Linked DNA regions of Homo sapiens: region 1 is linked to region 2. A link is a loop called in an ENCODE intact Hi-C map of the cell type or tissue named here. Cell type or tissue: tibial artery. All regions are shown on one strand. Each heading gives the region's core, and the rest is flanking DNA. Links, peaks and the distances in the headings are about the cores only. Region 1 has its middle 32 kb from the start of RASD2. Region 2 has its middle 56 kb from the start of MCM5.

Region 1 (10,000 bases), core at 1,397-9,396, 52 kb after region 2:
TGAGCAGCAGATACCTGTTTAGGGTGCACAGCAGCACCATTGCAGCTGCCTACCGTGCACCTTCACGGCTTGCATGAGGTCCCACCTCTTTCTCCCTCCCAGAGCAGAGTCTCCACTGAGACCAGCCAGCTGATTTTCAACAAAGGCACCAAGAACATTCAATGGTGAAAGAACAGTCTTTTCAATGAATGCTGCTGGAAAAATTGGATACACATATACAGAAAAATGAAACTAGACTTTGATCGCTCACCATATAGAAAACATCAAATCAGAATGGATTAAAGACTTAAATGCAGGAATTGAAACCACAAAACTACTAGAAGAAAACATTGGGGGAACACTTCGGGAGGACTTCGCTCTGGGCAAAGGTTTTTTGGCACTGGCAACAAAAGCAAAAATAGATAAATGGGATTACCTCAAGCTAAAATGCTTCTACACGTAAAGGAAGCAGTCAACAGAGTGAAGAGACAACCTACAGAATGGGAGAAAATATTTGCAACTATTCATCTGATAAGGAATTAATAAACAGAATATATAAAAGCTGGGTGCAGTGGCTCACACCTGTAATCTCAGTGCTTTGGGAGGCCACGGGAGGATGGCTTGAGGCCAGGAGTTTGAGACCAGAATATATAAGGAATGCAAACAACCCAACAGCAAAACAATAACAACAACAAAGCCAAATCATCTAATTTTAAAAAGGGCAAATAACCTGAATAGACATTTTTCAAAAGAAGACATATGCATGGCCAATGAGCATATCAGAGAAATGCTTAATGTCATTAATCATCAGGGAAATGCAAATCAAAACGATAATGAGGTATCATCTCACCCCAATTAAAATGGCTATTACTAAAAAGACAAAATTAACAAATACCAGCAAGGAGGCGGAGAAAGAGAAACTCTATACACTGTTGGTGGGAAGGTAAATTAGTATAGCCATTATAGAAACACCATGGAGGTTCCTTAAAAAACTAAAAATAGAATTGCCATATGATCCAGAAGTCCCACTATTGGGTGGCTATCCAAAGGAAATGAAATCAGTTTGCTGATATATCTGTACACCCATGTTTATTGCAGCACTATTCACAATAGCCAAGACGTGAACTCAAACTAAGTGTTCCTCAATAGAAAACGTGGTATATATGCACAATATTATTCAGCCATCAAAAATAATGAAATTTTGTCATTCACGGTAATGTGAATGAGTTTGGAGGACATGATGTTAAGTGAAATAAGCCAGGCACAGAAAGATAAATACTGCATGTTCTTACTGCTATGTGTTAGATGAAAAAGTTGATCTCGTAGGAGTAGAGAGTAGAATAATGGTTACTAGAGTCAGGGAAGGGTAGGATGGGAGGACAGCCAGAGGTTGGTTAACAGATACAAAAGTGTATCCAGATAGGAGGAATAAGTTCTAGTATTCTACAGCACTGTGGAGCGACTGCAATTAACAACTTATTGTATATTTCCAATTCGTCAGAAAGGCAGATTTTGCATGTTCCCAGCACAAAGAAATGATAAATGTTTGAGGTGATGTATATGCTAATTATCCTTATTTGATGACTATGCGTCATATACGTGTATTGAAATATCACACTGTGCTGCATAAATATGCACAATTATGTGTCAATTAAAAATAATAATAAAAGCAAGAAAGAGAGCATGTTCTTTAAAAAAAAAAAAAAGACTTCCAGCCTTCCCACCCAGATGTTGTCTTTGGGGTTTTTATGGTGCAGGATTGGGAGACTCAGAACTGCAGGGGTTGGGGAAGGGCAGAGAGCGTGGGGAGAGTGGACTCCACCTGGGGGAGGAGTTTCCTTTTTTGCAGGGACAAAATGACAGGCGACAAAAGCAGCATGTGGGAGACAAAAGGGACTTTAAAGAAGTGTGGCTAAAGACTGCATACTTCACAGAGTGAGAAAAACAAGCAAGGAACATGAGGGCTTTTTTTTCCAAGTCAGGTCTATCAAGGTGTAATTTACATGCAGTACAATTCACTTTTGGAGGTGTACAGTTCAGTGAATTTTGATGACCGCCTACAGCCATGCAACCACCGTCACAGTCAAGATACAGAACATTTCCATTACCTTGAAAATTCCCCCATGCCCTTTTACTTAGAAGGATGTTTGCTGTTTCCTGTAACAGTGTTGAAGAATCCATCCTTATCTGAGATCAAGTAATAGAGAGGAGAGAGAGCTGGGTGTAGAGGTGCCCAGGGCACCCTCTCTCTACTCGAGCCAGTAAAAAACAAACCTGCAATATTCATCTTTATATACACTCACAGATGTAAATACAGAGAGATACAGATGAGCAAGCCACAAAGCCAATTACATACCAAAGTTATGCCATTAACCTATACAAAGATTTCATAGGTTGTAGTTCCTTCCAGTTCCTCTTCCAGCCCCTGCTCCTGGCAACCACTGATTTGCATTAAAGATAATTCAACCTATCTCAATTTAATTTCTGTCCCTATGGTTTTGTCCTTTTCCAGAATGTCACATACATGTAATCATACAAGGATTAACCTTTTGTGTCTGGCTTCTTTCACTTGAGAGTCATCCGTGTTGCTGCATGCGTCCATCTTTGTTCCTGTTTATTGCTGAGTAATATACTAGGCACACCACAATTTGTTTATGCATTTACTAGTTGATGGATGCTGCGGTCGTTTTCAGTTTGGGGTTGTTTTGAATAGGGCTGCTATGAACATTCATGTAAAAGTCTTTGTGTGGACATACGTTTTCATTTTTCTTGCATAAATATCTGAGTGCAATTGTTGGGTCAGGTGATGTGTCTGTTTATGAGAAACTGACAAACTGGAATTACTTTGGTTGGTGAACTGTGTTTCTCTGACTATGACCCTATTGTGAAACTGAGCCATGTGGCTCACAGGTTTATAAGGGTTGCTTTGTACTCTTGTTGGACGAATTTCAGCTGCATATGTTGTCTCTCCTAAAGGTATTTGCATTTTAAACAGAAGTCAACTATTCTGTTCAACAAACACTGCCCCAAACTTCAAGTCATAGAATTGGCTTCATTCTCCATGGGAGAGGTTTCCTATGAGCTAGCAGGCAGGAGGTTCTTGTTGCCTTAGACAGGGTGCGTTTGGAATGCCATATGGGTACCAGTGAACCGTACGTGTGCCTGCAACTATAGGTAGATGAATCCCCTGAGTACTCCCACATCCAGGATTCTGCCAGGCAGAGGAAACGGCTCTGGAGAGAAGAGGTTGCCGGAGTCCTCTAACACTGCCCCTTGCCATTTTTGCTCAGGTCCCGCGTACTTTCTTTAGACTCCACTTTTTCTGTCACCAGTGCAAAGCAAGCATCTTTTAGAGACAAAGGAGCGTTGGATGAAAGGTCCCCAGGGAAATCTCTTTCCTGTCTCAGATGCTTCCTTTAAGACGAGGACAGAATCAGAGCAGAAGGGGCTATCCAGAGAACTCAGTTTTACTTCATGAATGTCTTTTTTTTTTCTTTTTTCTTTTTCGAGACGAAGTCTCACCCTGTTGCCCTGGCTGGAGTGCAGTGGCACAATCTCAGATCACTGCAACCTCCGTCTCTGGGGCTCAAGTGATTCTCATGCCTCAGCCTCCTGAGTAGCTGTGATTACAGTCACCCGCCAACACACCCGGCTAATTTTTGTATTTTTAGTAGAGATGGGATTTCACCATATTGGTCAGGCTGTTCTCAAACTCCTGACCTCGGGTGATCCGCCTGCCTCGGTCTTTCAAAGTGCTGAGGTTACAGGCGTGAACCACCGTGCCCAGCTCATGAATGTGTTTGACTCCATCTGCTTCTCTATACCCCCACAGTGTAGGCCTCCCATTGATACAGGAGCTAAAAAGAAATGATTTAGGCAGCTAGTGAGGGTAAGATAGTCCTTGGTAAGCCTTCCCTTTTAACAAAAAGCAGTCCCCAAATCATTTCTTTTCTAACAAAGAGCAGCCTGTAAAATTGAGCTGCAGACATAGATAAGCAAGCTGGAAGCTTGCACAGGTGAATGCTGGCAGCTGTGCCAATAGGAAAAGGCTATCTGGAAGCCAGGTATCTTCAACATGGAGGCTCCATTTTCCCTTTTCTTTGTCACCACATGTACAGAAAGAAACAGGGAACATGGAGCCAGCCAGGTAGAGGACCCATCTGTGTAATAAAAGATTAGGGGGCGGGCGCAGTGGCTCACGCCTGTAATCCCAGCACTTTGGGAGGCCGAGGAGGGAGGATCAGTTGAGGTCAGGAGTTGGAGACCAACCTGGCCAACATGGCGAAACCCGTCTCTGCTGAAAATACAAAACTTAGCCAGGCATGGTGGTGTGTGCCTGTAGTCCCAGCTACTTGGGAGGTTGAGACAGGAGAATCACTTGAACCCAGGAGGCGGAGGTTGCAGTGAGCTGGGATCACACCATTGCACTCCAGCCTGGGCGACAGAGCGAGACTCTGCCTCAAAAAAAGATTAGGGCGGGAAGCCAGCTTCTTCGTGAGCTATGTAAATGGAACACTTGGTTTGCTCAATCTTCTGGGCCCTATGTAAATCAGACACTGTCTCCTCAAGCTCATCTATAAAACCTGGTGCATTTCACTAGGGAACCGGAAAACCCTCTTGGGATCTCCTCTTTCTCTGCAGGAAGGAGAGCATTTCTCTTTCTTTTGCCTATTTAAACCTCTGCTCTTAACCTCACTCCTTGTGTGCCTCGTGTGTTCCTGTCCTTGATTTCCTTGGCGTGAAGCAATGAACCTCAGGTATGACCCCAGACGACCCCAGTAGGTGCCTCAGTGACCTGCTACCTTCTACTCTCAGTCCATCTTCTGGTCTCCACGTGGCAGCCAGAGGAGCTGCTTTATTTTTAAGGTTTTGATGGATTGATTTAAACTGGTAAACACATGGTTCAAAATTAGAAAGGTGCAAAAGGGTAGGCAGAGAAAAGTCTCCTTTCACCACCCCCCTTTGTTTTAAGAGACAGGGTCTCACGATGTTGCCCAGGCTGGTCTCAAACTTTTGGCCTCAAGTGATCCTCCCACCTTGGCCTCCCAAAGTGCTGGGATTACAGGCGTGAGCCAGTGTGCCTGGCTGAGATACATTTTTTTAGAAACACACACACACACATACACAATCACAATGATCATGTCATTCCTCTGCTGATAGCCATTCAATGGCTTCCCCTTTCACTGAGGATAAAACACCGAGTCTATAATAAGGCCCCAGGGTCAGGCTCGGGCAGCCCTGACTCCCTCTTTGGGATCTCCTTGCCACCCAGAGTTGGGACCCTCGGGCCTCCTCTCAGTCTCTCCAGCATGCTGGCTTCACCCACCTCAGGGTTTGTACACACACTGCTCCCATTGCCTGGAAGATTTCTTTCTCCACTTCACCTAGTGAAGCCCCCTCATTTTTCATTTTTCAGATCTTGACCTGAGAACTGCTTCCTCATGGAAACCTTCCATGATCCCCATGCCTGGCCAGGTCCTAGGGTCATGGGACTCGGCGATGCCACTTCAGATCTCTTACCACCATTTATCACCATTCTGTTTTGAGATATTATTTGATCATGGGACTTGAGGAATCCTGCACTAGACTGGCAGTGCCAGGGCAGCAGTTCTCCTGCTTTACTCATTGCCATATCTCCAGGATCCAGCACAGTTCCATGGAACACAAAGACAGCAGCTAGCATTTGCCGAGTGCTTACCATGTGCCAGGCCCCGTTGTCAGCACTTTACACATAGCACATTCCTGTAATCAACATGAATGCCTGGAGACAGGTACAATGATCATCTCCATTCTACAGACAAGCAAACTGAGGTTCAGCTAAGCAAGTCAGCTAATATCACTACCAACTCTGACATTACATGCCTCCTGCAGGAGTTTGGTAAGTATTTGTTGAATGAGTGACTAATAAATAAAAGAGAGAATGAAAAACAAAATGAATCAAACTCTCATGTAATGGACAGAAAAGCTGAGACTCCCCCCCCTGGAGAGGCGCAACCTGACCAGGTTATTCAACGCAGCGGAGGTGGGGCTGGGAGGGCGGTGCAGGTGCCGCCTGTGGGGCCGGATTCTCCCAGCTGCCCCACCTGGCCTCTCAGCCACATGCCCCTGCTAGCCAGTAGCCCCAGCCCCAGCGGCTCAGCCTGGCCCTCACTGCCCTTCCCTCCTCCCTCGCAGTGGCTGTCCCACCCTTTCCCTAGAGCTTTCCAAAGCCTGTCCCTGGATGCCTCCTCCCAGAAAATCGGCGGGCCTCTCCCAAATCCCCCCAGCCCCTCCACTTCTGCTCTCAGACACCCTCTAGCATGGACCCACACAGCCAGGGCTACAGGCACAGCCCCTGAATCAAGAGACATCTTCACCCTCCCCCTGCCATCTTTTCAGTTCTTCAAGTTGTTCTTGTCTTTTTTTCAATACAAAGTCCCTGTGTGATGCTGGGAGTTAATTAATTGTATTCTGGCCAATTAACTGTAATGAAAGTTTTTCCTTCCCTGTAGAAGAAAGGGCTTCCCTATAGAAGAGATGGCTACCTAGGGAGACTGCAGCTCTCTCTCTCTCTCTCTCTCTCTGTGTGTGTGTGTGTGTAAAACTCCATCTAGCTTTGGATATCATTTGGGTATCATTTATGAGGACTTGATGTCCAGAGCTGTGGCAACCATTTTGTGACATGAGGCGATAAGCTTGAGGCTGAAAAGTCTAAATGCTGAGAAAGGCAGTGTGGAGAGAGCCTGGATCCTTCTTGATAATCTCCCCCCAGAGGGTTCATTAGGTAAGCACTATTGTCCTTACAGCCCAGTCGCCATTGCTTTGATTTTCTGCAACTTGAAGCTGAAAGCATTCTTTACTGATTGGGTGAGGATGCCTTCACCTCCTTAGGAAGCACATAGGAAGTTCAGGCACAAGGAGACAGGAGGGAAAGCGCTGACCTATGGGTCAGCCAACATGGACTCTCCCTGACTCCACCACCAATTAGTGGCCTGACCCAGGGCAAAGTCACTTCCTCTCACTCCATTTTCTTCCTGGGAAAATGAGGGGCTGCATGACAGCAGTGGCGTCTCCTAACAGTGACTCACAAGCCCCCCAAAGCCTCAGTGAGCTGCCTGAACTTTTACTGATGCCAGTGAGGGGTGGAGAGGGTCCATACTGAGCTCAATTGTGACGGTTTGGAGGTGACTCAGTGAGGAATCAGACAGCCCCGGAGTCTTTTTTTCATTCCTGTTCCCCATTTGTCAGCAATCCTTCATCGTGCCCCAGTTTCAGGGTGTATTTTTAGTGAAAATAAACTTGCACAGCTCAGGATTACACAATTCCTTCAAGAGCTTCAGCATCACCTGCTGATGGACCCAAGCTAATGAGCAGGTCACGTGGAGGTGGTCACCCCCTCCCCGATAGCAGCTGGGAGTAGCTGGTGAGGCCCACTGACCCCAAAGTTCAGGAAGGTGGGCTAACGAGGGAAATAATTTAATTTTGCCAGAAAAACAAAAAAAAATCTCCACGTCCTACAGCCTGGGGCGAGATGAGTGCATTCAGCCTGGGATTCAGAATCAGGCCTTCGAGGTATCCAGCATCTAGTGAGGAAAACAGAGCTGCATTTTGAAACCCTTTGCCTTCTAAATCCAGGCCTGGAGCTGGCTTGTGTTTTGCAGAGCAGGTAAACAGGTTTGATTGGTTTGCAAAAAATGTGTTTGGGAGTGGGGAGCTGGGGTGGTGGGGAGGTTAAATCTTCTGCTTAAATAAGGGAAGAGAATTTAGCATTTCTAGAGGCCATGGAGAAGGCAGAATATCACAAGCACTGTTGGTGACCTGCCCAGATCCCCATTGCAGGAATGAAACACCCAGGCCCCTCCTACTGGGAGTGTCGGTTGTACCCTTAAACTGAGAACCACCCCCAACCAAGAAGCCTGGGAGATCACACTGCCCTGTCCTCATTCAATGACTGACCTATACAAGGGGTCAAAGAGCCCAAGTCCCTGGGCTCAAGGTAGGATAAATCTGTGGTTCCTTCCACAGTCCAGAGCTTCTGGTAGGACCTGGCTGAGGCTGGGCTTCCACAGTCCCCACATTCCTGCCTGGCTTCTTCCCCTGCCCTATCCTGACTCCCCCACTTCCTTACAAGTCCCTCCTGAGAGTACTCCTTCCCTCCATGGATGATCTGCACAGGGACCTCTGTCTCAGATGCTAGTTCTGCAGAGCCAACCTATGACCTAGGATACGGAAATGAGGAGGAAAGTGGGGCACTTGGGCTGGATAAAGCCCCTCAAATGGGACAAAACAGCCAATGACTAAGGTCTTTTAAGCACATGAATATTTAATGTTCTATAATCCATATGAATTGAACTGTTCTGTATGAATCTTATTAGTTGGGTAGACATGGGCAGGTCTTTCAATCTTCTGCTGTGATGTAAGCTCTTAGCCCATCCCCTTCAATCTTAAGTACAGTCTGTTATACACAGAAATGCCCTGCAAGTATGTGTGTGTGTGTGTGTGTGTGTGTGTGTGTACATGTAGGGTTAGGGGTTGGGTTCCACAATTGGATTGACCCCAAATGGCCAGAACATGCAGGATGGTGATCTAATCCATAAATGGAATTAACTCAGCAGAAAGGAGCTAGAGGTGATCATCAGCCTATAAATACTTGGAGAATTTGCATCAGTGTTGGAGAGGACTTGGAACTTCCTTGGGAAATAGATGAGAATTGGAATCATTCTTATCTACATCTTAAGGAGCAGAAAGACCTCAGCTGTTATGGAAGACATTACTAGTTGTCTACACAGCATCCATTCTCTCTTTCTTCCTTAGTAACAGAGCATTGGTTTTATTCTGGACAGCAATGTGCTCAATTAAAAGGATATCTTTCCCAGAGCAGTTGGCATGGCCGATGAGATGGAAGCACTAGGTTTTGCTTTGAAGTCTCTGTAAGAAGAGCACAGCATGGACCCTTTGTGTCCTTTCCTTCTCCCTCTTGCTTCCTACCTGGAACATAGATGTGATGATTGGAGCTTCAGCAGCCATCTGGACCTATGATGAGACCTTGAGGAGGGAAGCTACATGCTGAGGATGGCAGAGCAAAAAAATCTAAGGACCTTCAGTCTCTGAAGACTTCATGGAGGTGCCAGGCCAGCCCCTTTGGGGTTTAAACAATTGAAGTTGGAGCTCCCATACTCATAGCAGCATGTGTTCCTCATGAATTCTGCTTTCACGAGCAGAGTCTTTGCCAAGTTACCCCCTTTTTACCAGGATCATCATTATTGCTTATTCCCATGTTTTCCATGAGAATGACGGTAGGAAAGGGAAAGAGTGTGGGCTTAGGAGTCAGACACTTGGCTCAGGGGACCTTAGCAGAGAGCAGTTTCAAGTTTGAGTGTGCTGTAGAACCACCTGGAAGGTTTGTTAAAATGCAGGCTGCTGCTGGCCCCTGACCCCGCAGCTTTTGATTCAGTAGGTTTAAGGGGGGCCTGTGAACTTGCATTTCCAACCAGCTTCCAAGAGATGCTGATGCAGCTGGTCTGGGGATTACATCATCCTCATGGCAATCACACTACCCTAATTTTAAAATCTCTTTTCTGTCATTAATTTAACAGCTAGGTACTTCATCCTGTATTCATTTCAACACATGACTCATTCATTCATTTAACAAATAATTATAAAGCAGCCACCGTGTGCCAAGCTCTAGCAATGGGGACTCAACAGTGGAGAAAACCAACCCCCTGATGTCAGCTAGGAAGCTAACATCCTAGTGCAAGAGAAGGGCAATGTAACCGATTAAAAATATAATAGAGCCAGGTACAGTACCATCCCAGCTACTCAGGAGGCAAGAGGATCACTTGATCCCAGGAGTTCGAGGTTACAGTAAGCTATGATCACATCACTGCACTCCAACCAGGGCGACAAAGTGAGATCTTGTCTCTAACGAGAGAGAGAGAGAGAGAGAGATAGTGTGTGTGTGTGTGTGTGTGTGTGTGTGTGTGTGTGTACTATAGTGACAGGCAGGGACAAATGCTATGAAGAAAAATAAATCAGGGCAAGG
Region 2 (10,000 bases), core at 1,059-9,058:
GACTCGAGAGGGGGCTTTGTGCCCTCATTTATCTCTGTGCCGGACCCAGGGGTTGGGTTTCTCTCAGTTACTGCCTCACTTTGCCCCTGTCTTTGTTAACTCGTCTGTCCTTTGTCCCCCTGCAGAAGCAGACATGGGCCCTCAGCATATGATGTCAGCGGCTCTGGCGCCCAGCTTTGTTAGCAGCGGTTCCTGAGTGGGTAAAAAGGATGAGCCCCTCTCTCTAGGGAGAAGGAAGGGAGCATGAGAGGCGGGGAAGCCCTGAGGCCTGCGGGTGGTAAGGAAAGCAGCTGGGATCTGACAGACAAGGCTGATTCCAGGGAATCCAGGCCCTGTGGCTTCTGCAGGGGACTGAGACCCCCTGGGGCAAGATCCCCTTTCAGGTGCCTGATCCTGCAGGGTGATGGGGTGGGAGGGTCTTAGACGCACCTGGGCCCCCACCTGCCCTGTGCTATCTCAGCCCCTGGCTTCTGCCCTTTTTTCTTCCCTCTCCTGCTCCCCTCATCCATGTGTAAAAACCAGGCACCCAGAAAACGAGTAGGGTGAAACTTGGTGCCTGCCTTTACCTGCAGGGGGCTTGGGCATCACTTGACCTAGGCCTCCAAGACTCTGCCCTCCTCCCTGGTCCTCCAACAGCCTTCAGCTTCGTCCAGCACCCAGCCCTTTGCACCTGTGGAACCCCCTGCCTGGATCACTCCACCCCTCCCCACCCCCACGCAGGCCTCGACCACACCACTTTTCTCCACCCTCTTTATGGCAGATGTCACACCCTGGAACCGTGTGGTGTTTCTGTTGTCTGCCTACAGTAGGACGTAGGCTCCACGCCACAGGGACTCTGGCTTCCTGGTCGGCCACTTTGTGTCTGGAGCATGGAGCCGGGCAGGTGCCCGGCAGATGTGTGTTGAATAAACAGGTGGGTGGCCGCCTCACGTTCCTCCACGGTAAAGTGACGCTAAGGATCATAGTCACCTCTGGGCTACATGAAATACCATGCGGAAACGTCTGGCAGCGGGCAGGGCAGGGCAGGGCACTTCACTTTCTGTACTAGCTGTAAAGTGAGAAAGAAGCCCTTGGCACTGGAAGCCTGGCTTTTCGTTGACTCTGCAGCTCCTGGTTAGCCCTGTGTGTGAGTTTGTGTTAAATAATCAGTCCGACTCCTCCGCTGGGGTGGTGGTGCCAGTGTGGCCAGTTCTTGTGCAAATAGAACATTTTCAAGATAGTTCTGCCACTTGTACAGCACTCTACGTGCTGTAGAGTTCAGCCCTGAGAGAGAGGGACAGGATCCTGTGTGTCCCGTCCGCCTTGCATGTGGGTCTCACCAGCGGCTTCCTTCATGTCACTCTGGAGCACTCTCACCCACCCCGAGAGGAAAGTGCCGCTATCCCTGCTTTGCAGATGAGGAAACTGAGGCTGGGAGGCATGGAGAGGGCTGCTCAGGGTGAAGCTGAGGGCTGAGATGCTATCTGTGCAGCTCAGGGGCAGGGGGAGGGTGACGGCCTCTTGCTGTCTGGGGAAGGGGCTCTCACTGGCCACTTCCTCCCTCCTGGCTTCTGCCCCTCTGTTCCCTGAAGACCTCAGCCTGCCTGTCCATCCTGACACGACACGGGCCTGCCCTCCCTGCAGACACGCAGCCTCCCTGGGTCCAGGCACAGACACTGGGCCTCACAGAGCCTGGACCTGAGTGCTGTCACCTGTTTTATGTCACAAGTCTGTGTTTCCAGACAGGACATCAGAGAGACAGAGGGACAGAGATAGAGAGACAGAGACAACGGGGCTGAGCAAGCGCGTCAGAGACAGGGACAGAAATGGAGACAAAAGACAGAGAAGGAGACACTGACAGAGTGATTCAGAGAGACACAGAGACAGAGACAGGGACAGAGAGATAGAAACAGAGACAGAGAAAGAGACAGAGGGACAGATACAGAGAGACAGAGATGGGGTAGAGCATCAGAGACAGAAAGGGGCAGAGATAGAGACAAGGCAGAGGAGAGAATGACAGAGTGAATCAGAGAGACAGACAGAGATAGAGACATAAATAGAGACAGAGAGATAAAGACAGAGACAGAGGGACAGATATACAGAAACAGAGACAGGGCAGAGCATCAGAGACAGAAAGACAGGGAGAGAGAGAGAGACAAAAGGCAGACAGGGAAGGAGAGAATGACAGAGTGAATCAGAGACAGACAGACAGAGAGGGACAAATATAGGAAGACAGAGATAGAGACAAAAGATATATATATATATATATATAGAGAGAGAGAGAGAGAGAGAGAGAGAGATAGGGAGAGGGAGAGGGAGTGGGTCCTGGGAAAGAGGCAGAATCAGAGATGGATGCAGAGACAGAGATACTTAGGAAGGGGTGTCTGGAGACTTCGGGGGACAAGTCTCCACCTGGCTGCCACCAGCCCGCTCTCCTCTTCCCTCCTCAGCTCTCCCTCCTGTCAGGACAAGCAAAAGCATCAGAGACAGAGACAGACAGAGATAGAGATGAAAGACAGACAGAGTTGGAGACGGCGATAGAGTGAATGAGAGAGAGACGGCAGCATGTGTGAGGTCGGTGCTGGGAGAGGGGTTTCTCCCCTTCTTTCTGCTTCCCTCCTCCTCTCCCCAACGCCTTCCCCTTCACCACCTTCCTGGCTCCCTCTGCTCCCCTTCCAAGTCTGCACGTTCTCTAAGGCTTCACGTTGTCTCCAGGACAGGGTCCTCCTGGAGCTCCTGATGGGTAAATATTTACACCACAGGGGCGTCCTGGGGAAATTTGTTGCCCTCTATTAAACAAACACATGCCACTGAAGAAAAGAGCATCCTCCGAGCACCTCCCTTCTCCCCTCCCCTCTCTCTTCTTTGGGCTGCAGCAGGCGGGGGCAGTAGGAGCTTTCCAGGGGCTCTGATGGGATGGACAAGACTGGACACCAAGGTCTTCATCGGCAAGAGGTTCCTGTGACACAGACATGACACCCCACAGCCTGCAGAAGGTGGACACAGTCAGGAGGGCCCCCCTGGCTTTGAGAGCAGACGGCAGAGTCCCGTGAGGAAATCTTGGCTTAGCCTCTTCCCCACTGTGTGATTTTGGACACCTTCCTTGACCTCTCTGAGCCTCTGACCTTCTGCCGGACAGTGCTGACTTGCAGAGTTGTTGTAAGGTTTGGAGATCATGGATGCAAAATGTCTCCAACTAGCCTAGCACGTGCTGAACATCTGGCTTCTCGGCCTCTGCACTGTGGACATTTGGGCCTGGATAAGTCTCCGTTGTAAGGGGCTTCCCTGTGCTTGCAAAATGTGGAGTAGCACCCCTGGTCTCCACCCACTAGATGCCAGTAGCATCCTTCAGTTGTGACCACCAAACATGTCTCCAGACATTGACAGATGTCCCCAGAGACAAAATTGGCCCTGGTCGAGAACTACTGGAATAATCATAGTTTATAATAATAGTTTATAATAATAATAGATTATTTATAATAATCTCCTCTTCCCTCCTCAGCTCTCCCTCCTGTCAGGACAAGCAAAAGCATCAGAGACAGAGACAGACAGAGATAGAGACAAAAGATAAAAGATAGAGACAAAAGACACAAAAAATAACAGATTATTTATAATAATTATTTATAATAATCTATTATTATTAATAGTAAGAATGATTTTTTTGAGACGGTCTTGCTCTGCCATCCAGGCTGGAGTGCAGTGGTGCAATCATGGCTTACTGCAGCCTTGACCTCCTGGGTTCAAGTGATCCTCCCACCTCAGCCTCCTGAGTAGCTGGGACTATAGGTGTGCACCACCATGCCTGGCTAATTTTGTGAAAATATATATATATATATATATATATATATATATATATATTTTTTTTTTTTTTTTTTTTTTTTTTTTGGTACAGACAGTGTTTTGCCATGTTGCCCAGGCTGATTTCAAACTGCTGGGCTCAAGTGATCCACCCACCTTGGCCTCCCAAAGTTCTGGGACTACAGACATGAGCTACCTATATACCCAGAAGAATAATTTTTTTTTAAGTCCTTAATGAAGACAGTCTGAGCCCTGGGATGCTGGTAACTTATTTATGAAGACAAGGCCCTTCCTATAAGTGATTAGAAATGCAAGGAATGACACTAGGTGTGAGTTGGGATTTTTAATCTGCAGAAGGGAGAACCTGGGGGTCATTAATATCTGTCTTCAGAGTGATTGCGCCACCTCAGCAGCAATGAGAACCATGGGGCTTACATCGTCCTCAGCATCCCTCAGCCCTCCCGACAGACCTAAGAGGTCACGTTGCCATTCGGCTTTTACAGATGAAGAAATCAAGGCTAATGAGTTAGGTGGCTCATCAAAGGACTCAGGCCCCAGATTATTTTGGCAGCTGGTATGGTTTCCTCTGGGTGGGTGTATTAGCTTCTTATCGCTGCTTTAACAAATTACCACCTATTGGCTTAAAAAAAATGAATTTATTATTTTACAATTCTATAGATCAGAAATCTCACACAGATACAGTTGGGCTAGAATCAAGGTGTCTGCAGGGGTGTGGTGCCTCTGGAGCTCTTGAGGAGAATCCATTTTCTTTATTTTATGTTTATGTTTCTTCCTTTTTTCTTTTTTTTTTTTTTAATTTTGAGACAGCCTCACTCTGTCATCTAGGCTGGAATGCAGTGGCACTATCTTGGCTCACTGCAACCTCCGCCTCCTGGGTTCAAGCCATTCTCCTGCCTCAGCCTCCTGAGTAACTGGGATTACAGGCACGCACCACCATGCCTGGCTAATTTTTGTATTTTTTGCAGTGACTGAGTTTTATCATGTTGGTCAGGCTGGTCTCGAACTCCTGACCTCAAGTGATCTGTCTGCCTCAGCCTCCCAAAGTTTTGGGATTACAGGTGTGAGCCACCGCACCCAGCCATTTTATTTTCTTTTTTTAATTTTTTTTTTTGAGACAGAGTTTTGCTCTTGTTGCCCAGGCTGGAGTGCAATGGCGCGATCTTGGCTCCGCCTCCTGGGTTCAAGAAATTCTCCTGTCTCAGCCTCCCGGGTAACTGGGATTATAGGCGCGCAGCACCACGCCCAGCTAATGTTTGTAGTTTCTAGTACAAATGTTCGCCAGGCTGGTCCTGAACTCCTGACCTCAGGTGATCCACCCGCCTCGGCCTCCCAAAATGCTGGGAGTACAGGCGTGAGCCACCGCTCCTGGCTATTTTTTTTTTTTTTTGAGACAGGTTCCTATACGTCGCCCAGGCTGGAGTGCAGTGGCATCAACACGGCTTACTGCAGGCTGGACCCTCCAGACTCAAGTGATCCTCTCACCTCAGCCTCTGCAGTAGCTGGGCCCACAGGCATGTGCCACCACGCCAGGCTAATTTTTGTATTTTTTGTAGAGATGGGGTCTCACTGTGTTGCCCAGGCTGGTCTCAAACTTCTGAGCTCAAACGATTCTCCTGCCTTGGCCTCCCAAAGTGCTGGGATTCTAGGCATGAGCCACCGTGCCTAGCTGAGAATCCGTTTTCTTGTCTTTCCAGCTGCCCGTGCTCCTTGAGTTGTGGCTGCCTGCCATCTTCAGAGCCAGCGATGGCCTGTCAAATCCTTCTCACATCACGTCACTCTGACCTGTCTGCCTCCCTCTTCCACTTTTAAAAGGCCTTGTGCTTCCACTGGGTCCAGGGGAATCCAGGATACCCTCCCTATTTTAAAGCCAGCTGAGGCCAGACACGGTGGCTCACGCCTGTAATCCCACCACTTTGGGAGGCTGAGGTGGGCAGATCACGAGGTCAGGAGATCGAGACCAACCTGGCCAGCGTGGTGAAACCTTGTCTCTACTAAAAATACAAAAAAAATTAGCCAGGCGTGGTGACGGGCACCTGTAGTCCCAGCTACTGGGGAGGCTGAGGCAGGAGAATGGCGTGAACCCAGGAGGCGGAGTTTGCAGTGAGCCGAGATCGCACCACTGCACTCCAGCCTGGGCAACAGAGTGAGACTCTGTCTCAAAAAATAAAATAAAATAAAATAAAAATAAAGCCAGCTGATTAGCAACCTGAATTCCCTCTGCAACCCGAATTTCTCTTTGCTGTGTAACCTAACATATCCACAGGCTCCAGGGATTAGGACATGAACTTCTTGAGGAGCCATTATTCTCCCCACTATATATATGTTTCAGAGGAGATGAAACTATTGTGGGTCTGTGCAGCTGGGGAGGCTTCTTAGAGGAGGGGCTGACAGATCAGCCCACTTGGAGAGGAGGGTCTGTAAGCAGGGCAAGGACAGGTGGGACTATATAGGTGAGATGGAACCAGATGCTCAAGAAGCCTTTTGTGCCTGGCTAGGAATTTCAGGCTTGATTCTTAGAAGTAATAGGGAGTCATAGCAGGTTCTTGAGCGAAGTTAGGACAGAAACGTAAAGCAAGCTTTTTGTGGAAAAGGCACCTCCACAGATGGGTCCAGGCTGGAGCCAAGTGGAGGGAGCCTGGAGGTAGGAGAGCCACCTAGGTGAGGGGACTGGGATTAGGGAGAGGTGGGGGACAGAGGGAGGGGACAAATGGAGGACTTGGAGGCTTCATGCTGTCATGGGACAAAGCCAGGACATTGTGGTGACTCAGGCTGGAATCACCGTTCTGCTGCTTCCAAGCTGTGTGTGTATATGGGGCTTGCTGAGCTTCAGTTTCTGAACCTCAGTGTCTTTTTGGAAATGGAGGCAGCGAGGAAGAGAACCCCTTCTGGGCAGAAGCATCCACTCCTGTCCTTTTCCTGCTGCATAACAGCACCCCCTGCTCACGTGGGCACTTGGCATGTTCAGGCAGGTTGACATCTCCACTCTGCTCCTTCCGCCCAGCATGTCACTGAGTGTGGGTGGGGTGCAGAGATGGGGGTGCAGGTGCCGGCGGGGGCAGGCCACAGAAGATGCTCAGATTATTTTGCAGCATTCCAGGAGCCTGATGGGTGCCTGTCACTGTCGCCCTCTCCAGCCCCCAGGAAGGGAAAGGATCTTCCCCAATGCATGGGTCTACTTCACTTTAAGCAAGCATGACTGCCCCGGCTTTCAGGAGTTTAAAAATCTGTGTGAATGAGGCTGGCATAGGGGCCCATTTGCATGCACACTGCAGTTTTCCAAGGACTTCCTTGTTCATTATCTCAGCAGGCCCTCGCTGGGTTCCCATTGACTGTCAGTCTCCCAGGGTGCGGAAAATAGGATTCAATTATACTCAGATTGCTTAGTGAGAGGTCCCCTTGGAGTCTCTCCCGGCCTCCTGCAGACAGAGACGAGCATCCTTCCTCACTCAGTAGAGCCCCTAGAAGAGGAGAGGGAGTCCCAGTGGGGTCACACCACCAGGAAGGGACAGGGCAAGGCCCCACGCCCAGGTCTGCACCACCCCTGAGGCTGAGTGCCTGTCCACACTCCACATCACACCGTCTGGGACCTCAGGCCGGGTAGGAGACAGGAGTCCCTGAGGGTCAAACATCTGGAGAGAAAGAAGAGACGGGAAGACCAAGAGGCTCTTGCTGCATAACAGCACCCCCTGCTCACGTGGGCACTTGGCATGTTCAGGCAGGTTGACGTCTCCACTCTGCTCCGTCCGCCCAGCATGTCACTGAGTGTGGGTGGGGTGCAGAGATGGGGGTGCAGGGTGCACCTGAGCACTGGCCACCCTGGGCAGATAATGGATTCCTTCCCCAGGCCACTCATGCTCTTCTAGACTCAGCCTCAGCCTGCAGGCCCTGAGAGAATTTCCTTTCTGAGTCCCAGAGCCCGTGGGATATGCCTCCCGGTGGGTGGGGAACACCAATGCCGGTGCTCTGGTGTGTGTGTCTTAAATGTTCCAGTGGTTTGCGCATTGCTTCTCCAATCAAACCCCAATCCTCTGAGGAGGGAATATGGCGACCCCCAGTTCGAAGATGGGGAAACTGAGGTTCGGAGGAAGGCTAAGTGAGGTATTCTATACAAAACTGTGCACAGAGCCACATGCCTCAAACTCCTCTCTCATTTCATCCTCACCGCACCGCCTGCGAGGGAGGAATAATTTATTCCTCATTTTATGGATGAGCAAAGAGGCTCTGAGAGGTTAAGGAAGGTGCTCAGGCTCCTGCAGCTGGTGGCCGCAGACCTGGGCAGAGTGCTGTCTGACTCTGGGTCTGAGTTCTGTCCTCTGTTTATCTTCCTTTTGATCTCTGTGTTCCTGCAGCGGGCTCTGCCCAAGATCTCTGGCCACTGGGCTTTATGCTCCTGCTCACTCTAAGGGAACTCCAGTGGGCTCTGCCCATCCTATTGTGCCGGATCGTTCAGCCGCTATTTTCTTCCCGGGATCATGCCGCCGCACTCTAGCCTGGGCGACAGAGAGACTCAGTCTCAAAATAATAATAATGAAATAAAATAAACTGAGGTTAGTTGCGCACTTTGGGAGGCTGAGGTGGGTGGATCACCTGAGGTCAGGAGTTCAAGATCAGCCTGGCCAACATGGTGAAACTCCATTTCTACTAAAAATACAAAAATTAGCTGAGTGTGGTGTCGCACGCATGTAATCCCAGCTATGCGGGAGGCCAAGGCACAAGAATCACTTGAACTCGGGAGGCAGAGGTTACAGTGAGCCGAGATTGCACCACTGTACTGCAGCCTGGGTGACAGGGTCGGGCATGGTGGCGCGTGCCTGTAGTCCCAGCTACTTGAGAGGCTGAGGCAGGGGAATCCCTTGCACCCTGGAGGCAGAGGCTGCAGTGAGCCGAGATTATGCCACTGCACTCCAGTCTGGGCAACAGAGCATGACTCTGTCTCAGGAAAAAAAAATGTAAAAAAGTTAATGAGCCTGCTGGAGACGGTGGCTCATGCCTGTAATCCCAGCATTGTGGGAGGCTGAGGCGGGAGGATCACCTGAGGTCAGGAGTTCGAGACCAGCCTGGCCAACATGGTGAAACCCTGTCTCTACTAAAAATACAAAAATTAGCCAGGTGTGGTGGTGCACATCTGTAGTCCCAGCTACTTGGGAGGCTGAGGCAGGAGAATTGCTTGAACTCGGGAGGCAGAAGTTGCAGTGAGTTGAGAATGTACCACTGCACTCCAGCCTGGGCAACAGAGCAAGACTCTGTCTCGAAAAACAACAACAACAAAAACAAAAACAGAGTGAGACTCTATCTCAAAAAAAAAAAAAGAAAAAAGAAAAGAAAAGAAACAAGCAAAAATGAGGTTGGTTGCAACTGCAAGGGTCCTGAGGCTGCAGAAGGTTAGGAAGGAAGGAAGGGAGGGCGGGAAGAAGGAGGAAGAAAGACAAGAAGACTGAGAAACGTCCTTACGTGGTGTCTAGCCCTACAGCTGCTCGGGGAAGGAAGGGCATTAGCCAAGACTTTGTGTTTTGAAGAGCTGAAAAGGAGAAATTGGCACACAGGGTGGATGCTCTGAAGACACTGTTGTCTGAAAGCCTAGGCGGATGCGGTGGCTTAGACAACAGAATTTCTTGTCTCACAATTCTGGAGTGTAGGAGTCTGAGATCAAGGTGTTGGCGAAGTTGGTTTCTTCTGAGGCCTCTGCCTTTGTCTTGTAGGTGGTCGTCTTCTCCCTGTGTCCTCACTTGGTTGTCCCTCTGTGTGTGTCTGTGTCCTAATCTCTTCTTAGGAGGACACCAGGCTTACGGGATTAGGGCCCACCTTAAGGACCTCATTTGACTTTAATTACCACTTTAAAGACCCCATTTCCAAATAAAGTCCTATTTTCAGGTACTGGGGCCTAGGTCTTCAACAGATGAAATTTTGCAGGACACAATTCAGCCCCTAACAGCTGAGGCCAGTGTCACCTCCATTTCCCAGGGACCAGGGAACCTTGGGGTTCTTGTAAGACCCGTGGACCCAAGAGGAAGGAACTAAAAATGCTTCCCTCTCTCTCTTTCTTTTTCTTTTCTTTCTCTCTTTTTTTTTTTTGAGACAGGGTCTCACTCTGTCACCCAGGTGAGAGTGGGTGGTGCCATCACAACTCACTGCAGCCTTGACCTCCCAGGCTCAGGCGATCCTCCCACCTCAGCCTCCCATGCAGCTAGGATCACAGGCATGC

Evidence for each region. Peaks named below come from ENCODE experiments on the same cell type or tissue, not always from the same donor. Only the 100,000 strongest peaks of a DNase experiment are listed, where the experiment ranks them.
Region 1: a loop joins it to region 2, with 5 times the contacts of the local background. A loop is called at or near these places in 5 of 110 quality-filtered maps.

What each region holds. Positions count from the first base shown.
Region 1 is chr22:35,503,546-35,513,545 of GRCh38, forward strand. It overlaps the pseudogene TRMT112P8. Among named protein-coding and RNA genes, the nearest start is that of RASD2, 32 kb to the right of the region's middle. In tibial artery, for the core only: no CTCF peak of the experiment used is centred there; DNase peaks (open chromatin) are centred at 4,856 and 6,216; H3K27me3 peaks cover 1,498 bases.
Region 2 is chr22:35,451,570-35,461,569 of GRCh38, forward strand. It overlaps a transcript of MCM5 not described here. Among named protein-coding and RNA genes, the nearest start is that of MCM5, 56 kb to the left of the region's middle. In tibial artery, for the core only: no CTCF peak of the experiment used is centred there; no DNase peak of the experiment used is centred there.